Linked DNA regions of Mus musculus: region 1 is linked to region 2. A link is a loop called in an ENCODE intact Hi-C map of the cell type or tissue named here. Cell type or tissue: heart. All regions are shown on one strand. Links, peaks and the distances in the headings refer to the core of each region. The heading gives the core; the rest is flanking DNA. Region 1 holds the start of Tcta (T cell leukemia translocation altered gene). Region 2 holds the start of Klhdc8b (kelch domain containing 8B).

Region 1 (8,579 bases), core at 1-8,000, 150 kb before region 2:
CATCTCTCCAGCCCCTCTGGGGTGTCTTCTTAGCCTCTAAGACAGGCTCTAAGTAGGATTTCCTTGGAAAGGGCCAGCTATATGAGAACTAAGGAATATAGAAGTGGTGTGCTGGTCTATCCCTGTAATCCTAGTACTTCTGAGTTAGAGACAAGAGTATTGGGAGTTCAGGGTCATCTCCAGCTATATATTGAATTGAAAGTCAACTTAGAAAACATGAGACACTAGCTCAGCTCCCCCAATCTCCTCCCAAGTCCCCAAAAAAGCTAACGGGGATATTGTCCACCACCATTGCAGTGAGTTGGCACCACGTCGTCACCTCTGCAAAGTGCTGTATGTTGGATCCTAAGGGCAATATACCCAACCAAGATCCCTTACCAGTTGCCCATGTGTACACAACACTTGTCTTGATTGAATAACCACACCACTGATACACTTCTGTGTTTAATATGCCACATCTTCAGTTGCTCCTGGGGTGGAATGTGAGACCTTGACTCTTGTAGTGATGTCAGTGGGTGGGCATGAGGCTGTGAAGAACATCTTGCCACACAGATGACATCTCTGGAGTAGGTGCACGTGCACGAGGCGCTCAGTACAGTTCACCTATAGTACACCTGCTAAAAGTCTCAGTAGGCAATGGCTGCCAGATGGCTATATGACATCTAACAAAGAGACAGTGGACACCTGAGGTAGCTAGTAGCCCAGCAGAGACAGGAGTACAACTGTTAGAGGAGATAGATCCAGGACCACAATGCTTTTAGGAACCACAGTGCTCTGAGGAAGTGGTGTTTTCATGGGGACACTGGCTACCCACCACCTTGGAACCTCTTCTGACCCATGGTGAAGGGCCCAGAGCTATCTGGCTTGTGGCTTGCTCTTACTGCTATTCCTAGAGGCTGAAATGAGGCTGGTGGACTCTCAGGACTAGGCCCTTGTCAAGATGGGAAGTGACAAGGTAACAGGGCACAGTGAAGTCATTGCACTAACTACTTAGTACCTCCCTAGGAGGGAGCAAGTACAGACTAGAAAAGCCTGTGGGTACTTCAGCAGTGGAGAGCTAGCCAATACCAAGGCTCTTAGTGAGATGTCTCTTAGGAATTCAACTTGTCCTCAAAAAGAACAGAGAAACAAGTCAGTGGGAAATGATAACTTCCTCTGCCTGCCTCAGACCTAAAAGATTGTAGCTTGGCCAGGGAGGGACAGGTTTGGTGCCCTAATCCAGGCCAGGATTAGCTGGCTTTTTGCCTACGAAGCAAAGCCAAGAAAGTCAGAGTCTATGGGAGAACTGGCTTTCTTTCTAAATCTCAGAACTGGCCAACCTCGAGATTCCTCTTAGAAGGACCAATTTCTCTAAGATTACATCCCCAAGGGGATGACTAAGTCAGGAAAAAGCCAAGGTGAGAAAGGGACCACTGACCTCCTCAACCAAAATGTTTCTAAGCAATGACCCTTGACAAGAAGTCTTTCCTTTTGTTAAGAGACAAACTTCACCTGCCCAGTACCTGAAGCTGTTGGAGGCAAGGCTGAGGGCAGTGGAGGCTCACCCTGGAAGCATCATGGTACTCCAGTCCCCCAACCCCAAGCCCTCTGCAGTTGTCCAAGGGGTCTGGACAGCAGCAACAAATAGCATAGGAGCCAGCGGACCCAGCGATATCTCTGGAGACCCTTCTGCTGCTGCCTTCCCTTATTCTCTGTGCGTTTTGAGAGCTTCATTTGCTGCTATCTCCCTGAAAGTAATGGAGAGAAGCAAGGTTATTTCATCGATCGCGGAACAGTCCCTGACATTGGTTCTTCCTTTGCTCCTTCTTGGCTAAGCTGGGCTCAGTACAGCTTATAGTAGAATCTAGACTTCTTTACTAATCTCTTGTAGTCCCTGCTGGGTCTACTATTCTCCTACCTTATGGTGCTTAGCTAAGACAGTGGTCACCTTCCTAATCCATGTATTGCTTTCACTCTTGAAGCCCTTTGTCGACTTGCCATAAGAAGAAGCTTATAAAGGCAAATTAGATCAGGCAACTGTCCTGCTGAATCAGCCCCTCAACTGTTCCTTCTGCCCTTGTGCTCCAAGTTCACCATCACAGCCTGATCTAGTCTCCTAAAGTTACATTTCCCCTTGCTACTGGGTCTTGTTTTATCTATTTCTTTTTCTTTTCTTTTCTTTTTTTTTTTTTTTTTTGGTGTTTTGAGACAGGGTTTCTCTGTGAAGCCCTGGCTGTCCTGGAACACACTCTGTAGACCAGGCTAGCCTCGAACTCAGAAATCCACCTGCCTCTGCCTCCCAAGTGCTCAGATTAAAGGTGTGCGCCACCACTGCCTGGCAGAGTCTGAGTTGTCCTTGTTTTCTGGTGTACTGTGACCTCTGCCGTGTGGTAGAAGCTCAGAGATTAGCTGAATGAAATGTCCTGATAAGTAAGCTGTTGTTTTTAGAGATTAGGAGGTTGACTTGATGAGGTCGTATGCTAAGAATAGAGACTGTTAGGCTGGGGGTTATAGCTCCAGTGGTACAGTACTTGCCTAGAATAGATGTTCTTGCCTTCCTAAAGAAAGACTTCCCAACCAAGGGATTTGTTTTCAATAGACCTGGCACATCACCTTTCTGAAATTAAGGTAACACCACCATCCATCCCCACTGAACATGCTGATGAGAGGCTCTAAAGCCACTGGGAACCCCCAACTGGAATCCTGAGCTCTACCATTAGCCTTGAAGGATTCTTGCACAGCCACTAAGCTGGTGCACTCACATGCTGAGAGTTCTCTGCCTGTCAAGCATGGGGTTGGGATAGACAGAGATTTACTCACCATGAAGAGAAATGTGTGGAGCCATCAGGTGTGGATCCATTCTGGCCACCCAGACCTGGAGGCAGGAACACACCCATAGCTGCAGGAGGCTGAGGGTGGGGATCTGAGCAGGCAATAGCCCAGGTCAGGTCAGGGGCCACTGGTATAGTTTAATAGAGATTGAGGCTGGGATACTAGGGACTAGTGGTATTGTCCAGGAAGGGTTTTGAGAAACAGTTAACAACGTGATGATGGGCATGAGGGGCTTGTGGTGTAAAATGGTACGGGGTTGTAAGTCTGGGTACAGTGAGGCTCCTGGAGGACCAGTGGTAGTCTATGTGGACACAGGAGAACCCAATGGTACAGTATGGTGGTGGTAGGGACAGCCGGGCCAAGGAGGTTCGTAGGGAGCCTCACCTGGACGGTGATACAACCCGGTCACTGTGTTCCCGTAGAACCCCCAGGCCAGCTGGATGCCCAGGAGACTTAACACCAACCACAGCAGGAGCAGCTTGAAGAGAGTCACTCGCATGTCTTGTGTCTCCCACTCCCGCAGAAAGTCGCTGCCCAGGGTGCCCAGCGCTCCGAGCACCGTGGCGGGCAAAGCTTGCAGAAACTGCCCGGCCCAAGGCTCCGCCATGACTGGCCAGCGCCCCACCGGGAGTACTGTCACCGTAGTTCTTACTGCGCAAGCGTATGGTCTTCCGGGGTTAGGCCTGTCAGTGCGCACGCGTAATACAAGGCAAGGAAGATCTACTTCGCTTGCGCGAAGTGTTGGCAGTTTGGGGAGGGGTTTTTAAAACCGCGCAGGCGCACCCAGCCCCACCCTGCTTGCTTAAAGGATGAGTGATTCGGTGAGGATAAAATAGCAACTCGCTCTTTTATAGCCCCGGTGTTCCCGTCATGCTCCACGCGTCTGCCATGATTGGTTAAGCGTCTAGCTCTCAGGGCGTGGATGCGTTCTTGAGCAATCGTGGCTGAACTGAGAGTGTGCGCGCGTGCGCGGGGCCGCGACTGGCGCCAGCTCGAGCCCGCAGGGCGCTCGGGGCCGCGCACGTCGCTCCCCGCCCTCCCGCCACCGCCCGCCCTCGTTCGCTCGCGCTCCCCGCCCGCCGCCCGCGGTCCTCCGTCGGTTCTCTCCATAGCCCGCCGTCTCCCACGGAGCTGCCCGTCCTTGGCTCGGAGCTCGCGGACTCGCGGACAAGCGTCCTCAGCGCGAAGAGGCCGGACTCGGAGTCCTCGCCTTGAGGTGAGCAGGAGCATTTCCCTCCAGCCGCCTCGGCTCCGGGCCCGGCTGGTCGGCTGATCGGCAAGCACTTTTCCGGCCTCCGGCCCGTCGCCTGCCCGCGGTCGCGCCCCACCTGCTGCTCTCGGCCCGCAGCCCCTCGCCCCGGCCCCTGACCTGGGGCCCCGCGCCCGAGGCGGCGGCCCCGCCCGCGCAGTCCCCGGAAGCGCGCCCCGCCGCCTCCAGTCCCCCTTCCCCCGCCCGGCCGGGCCTGGTGGAGCCCTAGCCGCCCGCCCTCCTCGTCGCTTCCTCTCAGGGTTGCGCCGGGCTGGGCGGGGGCTCCCGGCCGGTCCGCGACCGCGCTGGGGTAGCCTGCCACTGCGAAGCGCGTGTGGCTGTCGGGAGTTGGACTAGGCAAGAAACTCTTTTACAACTCCATTTTGCCTTTTGCATTGAACGTGGATTATTAATCCCGTTCTATACCGGGTGAAGACAGTGAGGGTTTGGGTGGATTTTCTGTTTTGAGTGCCGTATTATTGGAGATTGTGTAAGTAAAAGATTGTTTTGAAATCTTAGCGGTTATGACTCTATGGGGGAAGGTATTTTCCAGTCGAAAAAACACATAATAATTTGGCGAGGTTGCATCAAAATAGATGCATTTCTGCTTAAAGTTATTACTTCAATTAAGAATCACTGATGGGTTCCCCTTTTCAGGTCGGTTTCGTAAAATTGCATTTTTTGCAGGCAAGTTGATTTAAAAAAAAAAAAGTTCATGTTTAGTAGCTGATAGTGGAAAATTTGACACCATTTTTTTTCTTTTTTGCCCCAGAATTGGTTCTACTTGTATTTTCTAATAGTCATCACTAAATTTTGACCTATTAGTTATTTATTTGGTTTTGTCTTCTGGTATATTTTGAAATAAGTGCTTTTTGCATGTTATATATAACATTATATATGTATAATATGTAGTACACGTATAATGTACATCCCCCATGCCAGTCTGAAAGGGGAAAACTTATATTTTAGGATGCGGTATGTGGTGAGAATTTTTAGCCACTTAGTGTCACGTGCCCAAATGTGTATGTACCATGTGGAATGTTTTTTTCACCTTTCATTGGCTAGTTTGAGCATTTGACTCACGTATTATTAAACTAAGAAAACAAGATCAGGTCTTAATATTGAAGACTCTGAGATGTTGTTTGGAGTATTTCTCCGGAGCAGTGACGTTTCTTAGGGACATAAAATATATGGAGCTTGTTTTTTTCCTATTTTATTTTCCTCTTTGGTGTTGGCTTGGGACACAGTGAACAGGTGCTGTATCTCTGAGCTGCATTTCAGCCTTACAACTTGGGATCAAACTCTAGTGCTCAACTTACATAGCTTCTACTCAAAAATCTACTGAACAGGAGAATAGGAACATCCACTCTACTGATTGTACCCCCAATAGATGTAGTATTTTAGACTGGGGAGGAAAAAAAAAACTTTAGGATTTACAAACCAATTCCGTTTGTAGGTGTGGGAACTGAGCTTAGGGAATTTTTTTCTCTTTCCTTCTGTGTGTGTGTGTGTGTGTGTGTGTGTGTCTGTCTGTCTGTCTCTCTCTCTCTTTCTTGAGAAAGGCTTATTACTCCGCAGAGAGAACAGTGGGTGTGATAATACCAGAAGAACCACTGACCTAAGACTTAATTTAAAAAAAAAAAAAAAGACACTGGGTCTGACCTGAGACCTGGAACTTAATTTGTAGATAAAGCTGGTCTCTAATTTCCACATGCTCCTAGTGCTGCCTCCGGAACAGTGCTGGGATCACTGGGTGTGTGCCACCATTCCTGCTGAGACTTAAAATGTTTGAAGGTCATACATCTAGTTAGACTACAACTATTTTTTTTTCTGTTATTCTCCATGTGCTGTCAGTTAAAATCAGAATTTCCAGGTTACTTCAGGTTCTTTACCATGCAGATTATGCATATTTGGGAAACAAATTTCATGTTTTTGTAAGTAGTTCCTTTCTGGCTAGGCCTTGCCTTTGAGTGTGTTGGTTTTCTTAAGGACCGGGTTTTGAGAGTTTACTGTTAGCAAAGATAAGGTAATGAGGTCCAGCTAGAATGTTTTCAAGACTCCTTTGAGTCAGTTTTAAATGGAATTGGTGAGAATTTGCATGTATCAAGTAGACCATGGTCTGTACATGTGTGAGAGTGGTTTTGTTGGAGTGATTTCATAGTCCTTTAAAAAGTCCATCTTGCTCTATTAGGGGTGTAAGTAAGTTACTAGAAGAGTGAAAACAGATCTTCAGAGCTGGGTGTGGTGGCACACGCCTTTAATCCCAGCAGGCGGATTTCTGAGTTCGAGGCCAGCCTGGTCTACAAAGTGAGTTCCAGGACAACGAGGGCTGCACAGAGAAACCCTGTCTCGGGAATAAAAAACAAAAACAGATCTTCAGGCGCTTCTTAGTCCATGGGTGGGGTTGAAGTAGTAAGAAGAGGTCAAGTAAGAAAAGCCAAACTAGTCTTTTGACTTGTCCTTAAAGAGCCAAAAGATCAGTTAACTTCATTGAAAGACTAATTTAAGATCAGAGGGTTTTTATAGACAGCATACTTAGTTCTATTGTATCATAGCTACTAGCAATGATGACAAATTGTGCATAAATGTTGAATATAAAAATAGGAAGTAGGTGAGGTGACAAACCTGTAATGAAACACTCCAGGCATTAGGAGGATTTCAGATTTGAGACCAGCTTAGGCTATATAACAAAATCCTGCTTCAAAAAAAAAAAATGTTCCTCTTAATTCTATCCAGTGGAACTCAATTGTTGCACCAAAGCATTAAGAATGTACGTTACCTATCTGTCTTTTGTTACTGGGAATGAAACCTAACTTTGATTGGTAGCTATACGATTAGCCTCTCTCTATCTTAACTGATTGGTTACTTTTCAGCCTGAAGCTTTAACCCGGGGCATTACATATCCTAGGCAAGGGCTCTGCTGCTGAAGTACGTCCTGAACCCTGATTTTACTTTTGAGGTAGTCTTATTACATTGTCAGGGCGTAATTATGAACTCACCTGCAGCTTTCAACCTTCCTCAGTCTCCCCAGTAACTGGGTTTACAGCTATGAGGCCTGACTGTAACCAAGTTCGTTTTATTTATTTATTTATTTTGGAGGCAGTTACACTCTAGGTGAGGTTAGCTTGGAAACTTACACTGTGGCCCAGATTGGTCTTGAGTTTGTAGCCGTTCTCCCTTAGTTTAGTTTAGCCCTCCTGAGTGCTGGGATTGCAGGGGTTGCAGGTATGAGCCACCATACCAAACTTACAATATTTAAGTATGCATCTTACTTACTGTTAGTGTTTTGGTGACATTAGATATTGGTGACAATAAGTTTTGAAAGTAATTTGAAATTAATTATTGTAAAATCCCTAATTCTGGTGACTTTTTGTTTGATTGGAGACAAGCTCTGTCTGGCTTGGAGCTTTGTAGTCCAGGCTGACCTCACAAGTGAGGCAATCCTGTCTGCTTCAGTCTCTCTCTCTCTCTTTCAAGATTTATTTATTTTATTTATGTGAGTACACTGTAGCTGTCTTCAGACACACCAGAAGAGGGTGGTGGATCCCATTACAGATGGTTGTGAGCCACCATGTGGTTGCTGGGAATTGAACTCAGGTCCTCTGGAAGAGCAGTGTGCTCTTAACCGCTGAGCCATCTTTCCAGCTCCCTGCTTCAGTCTCTAGTGCAGGAAATATAGGTGTGAGCCACCATCCCAGACTTATTTTTAACCTATGGTGCTCTAGTATTCTAAGTGAAGGGTTGTATATTCATAATTATGTAGACTGTGTTATTGAAAACAAGCTAGGCAATAAAGCTGCTTATTATTATTGGTGTTTGCGCTGTCAAATGAATCTGAATGTACTTAAAATTTTTCTTCTGACTGTGCCTTTTTAATTCTAAGTGATAGACGTGTGAAATAAAGGACCATTAAGTTGTAACTAAGCTTTGGTTAATACCAAACTGAACTTGATTTGGGAATAGGGGTTGGGATGTCTTGAGAAAGGTTTTTGCTAATAGAGCTAGGTTGAGCTTAAACTCATCCCAGTTGTTTGCTCCCACTTCCCAAGCGGGATACTACTAGCATCTGACATCACCCACCCCTAACCCCCACCCCTGGCTGGGGGGGGGGTAGATAGAGGAAATATATTCAGATTTGTTTATAATAGAATCTTAAATTTCAAATGCAGATAAGAGGAGAACAAGCAGCTAATGAAAGAGTGGGAGGTAAAATGGGTTTAGAGAGATGGGCAGAGGCCAGATCATGTAGTATGAGAAATTCCTTGGGCTTGTTCTTTTTGTGTGTTTTTTGTTTTGTTTGTTTGTTTTATTCTTTTGGGGTTTTCATTTTATTTTTGAGACAGCATTTCTCTTGTCTGTCTGGAAACTTGTCCTGTAGACCAGACTGGCTTCTAACTCACAGAGATCCATTTGCCTCTGCCTCCCAAGTCCCGGAAATCCTTGTTTTAGCTTCTTAGGGTTATAGACATGAGCCACCAAGCCTTGCCTGGCTTTGGTTGTTCTGAGGTGGAATACCTAT
Region 2 (8,706 bases), core at 545-8,544:
AAGACACTGCCTTCGGCCATAGCACAGCCAGCAAAAGCTCTGCGACTGGGCAGGCTTGGGTGTCGGGTCCATGTACGGGTCTCCAGATCAAAAGCTTCAAAAGCAGTCACTGGGAGCTTGCCCTGGCGGCCTCCTGTCAAAGGAATTGAAGCACCTGGGACAGAGCCCAAAGGGCTTGGTGGTGTCCTCTCCAGGTTGCTGAACTGTCCTCCCCAGGCCCCGACATCCAGCTGCGTACATACCTGCTCATGGAGTAACCATGAGACCACGTAAACCCTCAGCACTGAATGTGATTTTCCAACCCCAGTTGGGCCACCAAGGAGGCTTCAGAAGAGACCTGGATTAGCCCCCACCCACCCACCAAAGCATCTCAAATCCTAACTTCTCAGATGAAGACTGATCCCTAATCTAGGCAACCTCCTGGACTCTTTTCCCCCCTTTCCCACATCCCTCAGCCCTTACCCAAGACATAGATCTTGTTCCCGTGCAGGAAGGTGGAGGCCCCATAGCAGGGTGTGGGCATGGAGGGTAGCGAAAGCCAGCAGTCCCGGCGGGGCTCATATACCAGTACCTGGGCCTGGGGGGCCGTGTCAGGACCCATTCCCCCCAGAGCATACACCATACCATCTGCACAGAAGAGAGTAGTTCAGACTATACAACCATGTCTAGCTGGTGGACCCCACCCTGACAGCTCCCTCGGTCAGACCCAGGGGTGGAAGGAAACCCTTGTGTTTATCAAAAACTTTGTTGCCTGTCTGAAGTTGGAGCTAGGAGAACTGGGATTCCAGCTTTGGCCTAGGCCCCTCTAAGTGAAGAGCAGGAGGCAGCTGATCTAATTATAATCCAGCCCGGTCTCCCTGGAGACGCTATGGCAACCAAATCTGGCATCTTAGCAGGCTAGCCTGGGACTGGTGGTCAGACCCGGAGGCCACCAGGTGTGTGTGTGTGTGTGTGTGTGTGTGTGTGTGTGTGTGTAGGGGGCAGGTCCCCTAAGGGGGTAGGGGTAGCGTAAGACAGTGGTAGAGGCTACAAGAGGATTTGTTCAGCATGAAGCTCAGTCTGGGAAGGGAACTTAGGGCATCAACTTGGTGAAGGCTTGGGGCTGGGAGATGAGCTGGACCTGTGGGATAGAGGCGCTGGCCACAGCTTTCAGCCTCTGGCACCCTGTCAGCACCTCTACACCGTGCTGCTTCGATAGAGCTGTTAGGTGCTCAGAGTCAGCTAGGGGCACATCCACAGGCCGTTGGGTGATATTGCCTGGCAGCTGGGGGCTTCCATGGCAACCATCTCCAGGTCGGCTTGGCCTTTGTCCACATCAGGATCCCTGGTGTGTGCTAGGGGTAGTGGGGGGGGGGGCACTAAGCACTTAAGCACTTGCTGGGCTCAGAGCCAAGGCCTTGCTCCCCTCCCCCTCCATACTATTTATAACTATGAGAGAGTCATTAGGCCACACCCCCCACTGCCTCTTAGTTACAAAGAACAGGACAGGGTAGTGGCTGGGGTCTCCCATTTTTCTGGGGGACCTTCTGGGCTCTGACCCCCCACCTCACAGCCCAGAAAAGGCAATTAACAGTAAACTGCGGCAAGCCTAGGTAAGAGAAAGGAGGCAAAGCCATGTCCAAGGCGGCACTTATCCAGCCTCTGTGATAATGGACTCTCCGGCAAGAGAAAAAAAAAGGAAGCTTGGGGCAACTGAGGGATGTTCTAAGCCACTCACCTCTCTCCACAGTCGCAACACCCATGGCCGCTTGAGGGAGGGTAGCCCGGCGCTCCCAGCGGCCTTCGTCAGCCAAGAAGGCCTCCACAGCAGCTACTGGGCTTTGGACTTCGTCCACGCCGCCTACCACTAGCACCTGCTTACCCAGAACCACAGCAGCGGCACCAGCCCGGGCAGTGGGCAGGGGTGCTAGTGCTAGCCATGTGTGTGAGCCCATGTCCAGAGTCTCAGCAGTATCCAGAGGTAACCCAGCCCGGCCACAGCCCCCCAACACCAGCAGGTGTCCGTCCTGGTGTGCCACTGTACCATATACCCGGCAAGTCGGCATTGGGGGGAACACCTGCCAAGCAAAGGCCCGACCACCTCCTGCAGCCATGGTACTCGCTCACTGCCCGTGGTAGGCCATAGTATCTGCTCAGGCTGTGGGCCTCACTGGGGGGACATGATAAGGCCTCATCTTGATTCTGTCAGGGCTGGATGGGTGTGTCTGCCCAGTCCAAGGGATCTTGCCTTGACCTGGAGGGGAGGCAGAAAACAAAGGGTCAGGGCCACTGTCAAGAAACAGATGAACAACATGTAGCTGAAGGCAGGCCAGGCCCAAAACCACTCGTGCAGAAAGACCCACACCTTTGACTAACACTCTACTGGTGAAGGTCCTTCTATAGTGGGAAGAATAGATTCCAGGTACCCAGAAGGCGTTCTCGGTTCTTGTGGGAACATGAGGGATTCTTCCCTCCCCAACCTTAAGAACTAGCAAATAGTAACTTGATCAATTTAGAGTGGAAGGGAAGATAGAGCCCAAATCTCCATCCTAGCGTGCTTCCTGTCCCAACAAGTCTTATCTCAGTGCTCCAAGAGAGTTCTGCATCCTCTACACACTGGCATCTAGTGTGCCTTCAACAACCTGGGTCCAGCCATCAGGGTCCCTCATCCTGTAGTCCTTACAAGAAGGATCTTCTACAAGGTATAACCATTTATATCAGCAAAAGGCCAGTCTCATATGCGAGACCCAAAGGGGCTAGACTCCAGGATTCCACACTCCCTTTGAAGTCCATCCTTTATGGGTGTGGCGATGCCAGCAGATTCCCTGCTGAGGAGGTTTTAAAAGGCTGGTGTAGAGAATCTCTTGAGCACAGGATTAGAAGGTCCCTGAGTCCAGGGCTTTTCCTGTAGGAATAAACGGCTGGATTCCTGACACCCCCCACCCAAGAGCACATTCCTTAGCCTCCCCTTTTGCTGTGTGTGTATCTCTCTGTGTCTATGTCTCTATGTGTATGCTGGGGGTCTCCACTCTCAGTCCCGGGATTTAACAGGGACGGCCTCCTGGCCCCAAACTTCCAACTCAAAGGAGAGTGGGGGGCGGGTCTGGCTAGTGGGTTTAATTAAGGTTCTATCCTTCATGCCCCAAACTTCCCCTGCGCGAGGTTCCCGCGGGACTCACCTGCTGGATCTCAAATGTCGCCAGGGCACGGGGTCCGCTGTTCCGCCTCCGCCTCCGCTGGCTCCGGCTAGGGCTGAAGCTGGGCTCTGGTGGGGCTCCCGCACCGCTCCGGCGTGGGGCGGGGCTGGACCGGGTCCGCCCCTCGCTCCCCCCTCCCCAGATTCGGGGAAACCTCCTCCCGCCTTAACTCTGCACATGCCACGGCAGGAGTAGGGCGCACCGACCCACGGTCACCCAAAATGAACAGACAGGCATATGGACATCCGGCCGGCCAGGATTTAGGGCTCTACCTGGGGCGATGATAGAAATGAGGCAGCGGCGAGCAACACAACACCGGTATGGTGGGATCGGAGGCGGGTGTCGTTGTGAGTCGGATCCACTCTGGGTACAATCAGCCAGGGGCTAGCCAGTGGAACCTGGGGCCTTTAGGGGTCGGAGTCCGCCCATCACAACTGAGCTTGGAGGTGCCAAACCACAAGCTTCCCAGCGGCGCCCCCTAGAGGCCACTAGGGCTGTAGCCTGGGCCTCTGGTTGGGGAGCCCAGCCGAGCTGTCCTAACCATGACACAAAGCAGGACACAGAAAAGATCCCTTAGTGTATATGGAGACTAGCAGCTTGTAGGGTGGAGGGGCAGACTGTACTAGCCTTGGGGCCTATCTAGACCTTCTTTATAGAAAAGTAGGTTATTTTTGCTTCGATCCGAGCAGTGGATGTGCACAATCAGCCAGATGCCAGGAGTCTCTCTGCCTAATGCTACTCTGGGGCTACTACTCAGAGGTTGGGTGACTGTTCATCTTCAGGGTACAGAGCTCATCTCTAGCCAACTCCGTGGTCATGTGATAGCAAACTGGTGTGACAAAGACTCCCCTGGAGTGAGAATTCTGAAATTTTGATTTCTTTTAACATCAGAGAAATCGTATAGGAATATGTTTTTGTTTTAATGCCAGGTGTGGAGATACGGGGCTGCTTCCCAGCAGCTGACTACGATTTGCCTGTGTTCTAGCAAAAGCAGGGTTTTGCCAGCTGCACATAGTTTCTGTGATTGTGTTATGTTTGGAATTCTGGGTACTTCTCAGAGGATATAAGTTTGAGAGCCCTGGGGGGTGGATGGGTGGTTGTTGGCCATCAGTGGGGAGGGGACTAGTTGCAGTTTGTTAGTTGTCAAAAGAAATTAGATTCAAGGACCTCTATTTATCTCTCCCCTCTATCCTTCTTTCTCTCCTATCTAGTGATAGGGGTTGAAACTGGGGGATGAAGGGTGGGAAAAAAACCCACAAAGTAGCAAAGACCAGCTGCATCCACCTACCTCTGATTCACACTTTGGCTCAGCCTATCTTGTGAGCATTCTGATCAGCCGAAGCTTCCAGTTGGAAAGCTTGTGTGAACAGCTCCTGCACTTGTCTGTGTCTGCTCATTGATTCCGACCCTTTTGTGTACAGTGTTTAGCTTAATTTTCCCAACGCAGATCTTGAGGCAGTGACACAAGTGTGTGTGGTTAGTGTAGGAGGTGAAGCCAGGAAGCACCCGCAGAGAAGTAGCAAGAAGACCAAGGAAAGCAGCCAATAAAGGAGGTACCATCAGTTACCACCGTGGGTAACTGCAACCTGGGGATTCTGGGAGGTGACTAGAAACATGGGTCTTATATTGTTACTGCTCCCAAGAACAAGGGGACCTAAGAAACCCACCTTCACATCCCCAGGGATCATACAGTACTAATGCCTTTGCATGCCCAAAATTCTGACTGTCCAAAATGTGGATGAACCCTTCTTTATGACTAAATAGAGCCTATAGCTCTCTCAGTGGTTGTCAGTTTGAAGTGAAGGGCATGTCTAGAAATGATGGCGCAAAGACTGGCCTCAAACTGCACAGACTCTAAAGGGCCCTTCTCTACCACTCAGTGCCAAGTCTCCCATCCTCAGGCTGCTCCTCACTTGGGGCTCTGGTATGTACCCCATGTTCTCGTGTCCTCATGTTCCCCACTGTCCCTGTTCTAAGCCCCCTCTGCTTGCTTTCCTACTGTTTACCACTTACAAGCATCTGCTTTTTAATGTCTCCCAGTCTAAGTCAAGGCTATCTCTTTCTGCTCCCTCTGAATTCTGAAGCCATCTGTCCCCAGATGCCACTGCCTTGTTATCTGCCACCTCGTCTCTTGCTACTTCTTCCTCCAAATTGTTTTTGAAGCAATTGCAATTCTTGTTTGTTTCTAGACAGGGTTCTCTGTGCAGCAGTCCTGACAGCCCTGGAACTCGCCTTGTAGACCAGACTAGCCTGTAACACAGAGCGATCTGTTATCTGCCTCTTCCTCAACCCCAGTGCTGGGATGAAAGGCCCCAGTGAACTTTTTTTTTTCTTTTTTGAGTCAGATCTCCTGTAGCTCAGGCTAATCCCAAACTTGCTACATAGCCAAGGATGACTGAATTTCTGATTCTCTTATTCCCTCCTCCCAAGTGCTGGGGTTACCTTGCCCAGTTTTTACCTGTGATGAGGAGCGAACGCAGGGTCTCTTGCACGCTAAACAAGGACTCTATCAACTGAGCTCCATCTCTAGGCATCAAAGCTGCTTTTGAAAAGTCACCATGTGTATTAGTCCACACTCTGCAGGGGAACAAAACCAACAGAATGAACACAAACCACAGGGGCTTTAGACGACAGAAAGACAGTTTGCAGGATGGGAGCACTGGTTGCTCTTTCAGAGGACCTGGGTGTGGTTCCCAGCACCCACATGGCTGAACTACAGTTCTGGGATCGGAAACCCTTTCCTCACCTCTGCAGGCACCAGGCATGCACATGCACACACGTACACATACGGGCAAACAGTATGTGTTCACATAAATCTTTAAAAATTTAAAGGATAGGGGGCTGGAGAGATGGCTCAATGGTTAAGAGCACCGACTGCTCTTCCAAAGGTCCTGAGTTCAAATCCCAGCAACCACATGGTGGCTCACTACCATCCGTAATGAGATCTGACGCCCTCTTCTGGTGCATCTGAAGACAACTACAGTGTACTTAGATATAATAATAAATAAATCTTTTTTAAAAAATTTAAGGATAAAAAGGAATTTAATAGACTGACTTACATCATACAGTCTGAGCGCTACAATTGTGGCTCTCTTCATGCTCACCACAGGCTGAGAATCCATTGGTGACTCGGTCCTGGAGTCTGGTGCCTCAGGAGTCACAATCTGGCATTGAAGGGTTCCTAGAGAAACCACTAGTCTCCCATCCATACCGAAATACCGAAGAAGCTGGGTTCTGATATCTGTGAAGGAATGAAGTGGCAGTGGTGGCAGTGGAGGCAGTGGTGGCAGTGGAGGCAGTGGTGGCAGTGGAGGCAGTGGTGGCAGTGGAGGCAGTGGGGGCAGTGGAGGCAGTGGGGGCAGTGGAGGCAGTGGGAGCAGTGGGAGCAATGTGCTGTTTTGGCTCTGCTTCCCCACCATTCACTGCATGATTGGCTCAAGATAGCAACCAGTGAACCTTCGAGGGGAAGCTGGGTGAGAGTAGCCAGATGGGAAGAGACCTCAGGCAGTGGTGGCAGTGGTGAGCTTGACAAGAAGACTCTTGGGTGCGAGCCTCAGTAGACAGCTCATTCAGTTGGGAAAACGCAGCCTACTTGACCTTTTGAGGGGTGTGTAGGGGCTTTTGGGGTAAGTGTACATCATTGGCCAGGGCCAGGGTGATGGGGATCACCCATTTGCATAAGGAATTCCAGCTGCTGCTAGACATGACCTTATAAGGGGAGAGGAATTTAACCTGGCTACCAGGGGCAAAAGTGAGGGCACGGGGTTGGGGAGGGGCAATCCTTCTCCTGAGATTTCTGGGGTTCAGGCGCACCTTGAACCTCTCTTGCTCTAGGCTGACTCCCCGACCACCCACCACTCAATCCCATGGTTCCCCGGCCCCATAGCCATGGTGGCAGTGGTAATAGCAGCAGCAGCAACAGTATAAGGAACTTCCTAGCAAGACACATGAAGATAAGAAGGCAAGAAACAAAATCGTTTCTGTCAGACCTCCTATCATCTGAGCAGCCACTAGGAAGACGTTAGCATCCACGTTAGAAATGTGCTTTCTCACAGTATGTCCAGCCGTTTATCTCTTAGTTGATTCCATTTGCAGTCAAGGGCCACCATAGTGGCACATACCTTTAAGCCCAGCATTCCGGAGACAAAGACAATCAGATCTGAGTCTGAGGATAGCCTGCTCTACAGGGACTTCCAGGTCAGCCAGGGCCATTTAGTGAGACTCTGTCTCAAAAACAAAACAAAAACTGAGGCTGGAGAGATGGCTTTAAGAGCACTTGCTGTTCTTGGAGGACCGGTGTTTGGTTCCCAGCATTGGAATTGGGCTGCTCACACCACCTGTGTAACTCCAGGTCCAGGGAATCAAATGTCCTCTTTTGGACTCAATGGGCACTGTATACACACACACTTAAAAGAAAAAAAGCTCCATCCAGTCAAGTTGACAACCAAGATTAACCATCATGACACACAACATAAAACTGGACTCTGTGGTCTCTCTCTCAAGTGAGACTTTTCAGACTTGTCACAGTTTCACCCTTTGTGACCTTGAGTCCTTGCTGACAGTTTGTCTGGCCTCTCAGAGTCTTTTTCAGGACCTTCTCACCCTTCTCAGAGAGCAGCTCAAGACTGAACCCTGTAGTATTGTGAGCGTCTGTTTCAAAACAGGGGGGTTGGAGCTTCAGCGCTAACTCAAGTGGTAATGTGACTGAGGTACAGACAGGGGGATCGAACTTAGATCCCTAGAACCTACATTTTTAAAAATCTAGGGATGAAGTGGGGCGATGGTGTCTCACGCCTTTAATCCCAGCACTCGGGAGGCAGAGGCAGGCGGATCTCTGAGTTCTATAGCATGAGTTCCGGGACTGGCAGGGCTACACAGAGAAACCCTGTCACGGAAAACAAAAACAAGAACAAACAAAACAAACAAAAAACGCAGGTACAGAACTGTAGAGAGGTCTCAGCAGGTAAAGCATGGGTCCTGTGAGCACTAGAACTGGAGATGAGACTCTCTAGAGTCCACATAAAAGCCAGGAGGTTCCCAGACGAGGGGACCCCAGTCTGCCTGTAACCCGGACCAGGCAGGTGAGAAGGTCCAGGTTTAGCTTGCGACTTTGTTTTAATATATATGGAGGAGAGGAGGCTGGCGACTTGGCTCAAAGGGTAAAGGTGCCTGCTACCAGGCAGACAACCCAAGCTGGATTCCAGAGAACCACTAGGTAGAAGAGCAAGGGAATCCATTCCCAAACATTGCCCTTTGACCCCTCAACACCAGTGATGTGTGTTAAGTTTCAAACCTGGGATAAATGACTGAGGTACTTAACGTATTAAACCTGACCTATTAACGCTGACCTGGCTACCAGGTTTCCCAGCATCCCTTAGTCCCTGTTACAGGGTAGGAACTAAGGCATGTCTGCCTTCTAGCCACCTCCTGCCCCACCCCCTCCAGCTGGGTTGCTCTTGCTATATAATCCAACCATTTTGGTTGCCTGTCCTCTTTCATCTTTTGCCCTTTCGCCTGCTTGCACCTTGTT

The links. Peaks named below come from ENCODE experiments on the same cell type or tissue, not always from the same donor. Only the 100,000 strongest peaks of a DNase experiment are listed, where the experiment ranks them.
Region 1: a loop joins it to region 2, with 2.1 times the contacts of the local background. A loop is called at or near these places in 1 of 42 quality-filtered maps.

The regions. Positions count from the first base shown.
Region 1 is chr9:108,302,527-108,311,105 of GRCm38, forward strand. It overlaps Tcta (T cell leukemia translocation altered gene), which reads right to left and starts at 3,633. Exons shown (of 3, transcript NM_001311156.1): 1 at 3,196-3,633; 2 at 2,800-2,854; 3 at 429-1,727. The coding sequence starts at 3,418. The coding sequence ends at 1,685. Rhoa (ras homolog family member A) reads left to right here and starts at 3,634. Exons shown (of 6, transcript NM_016802.5): 1 at 3,634-4,027. In heart, for the core only: a CTCF peak has its summit at 4,026; DNase peaks (open chromatin) are centred at 3,605 and 4,225; H3K4me3 peaks cover 4,920 bases; H3K27ac peaks cover 3,491 bases.
Region 2 is chr9:108,449,159-108,457,864 of GRCm38, forward strand. It overlaps Klhdc8b (kelch domain containing 8B), which reads right to left and starts at 3,643. Exons shown (of 6, transcript NM_001359428.1): 1 at 3,159-3,643; 2 at 1,718-2,233; 3 at 463-627; 4 at 1-133. The coding sequence starts at 2,093. It also overlaps a transcript of Ccdc71 not described here. In heart, for the core only: a CTCF peak has its summit at 3,660 (motif pointing left); DNase peaks (open chromatin) are centred at 883, 2,093, 3,423, 3,473 and 1 weaker place; H3K4me3 peaks cover 3,730 bases; H3K27ac peaks cover 4,275 bases.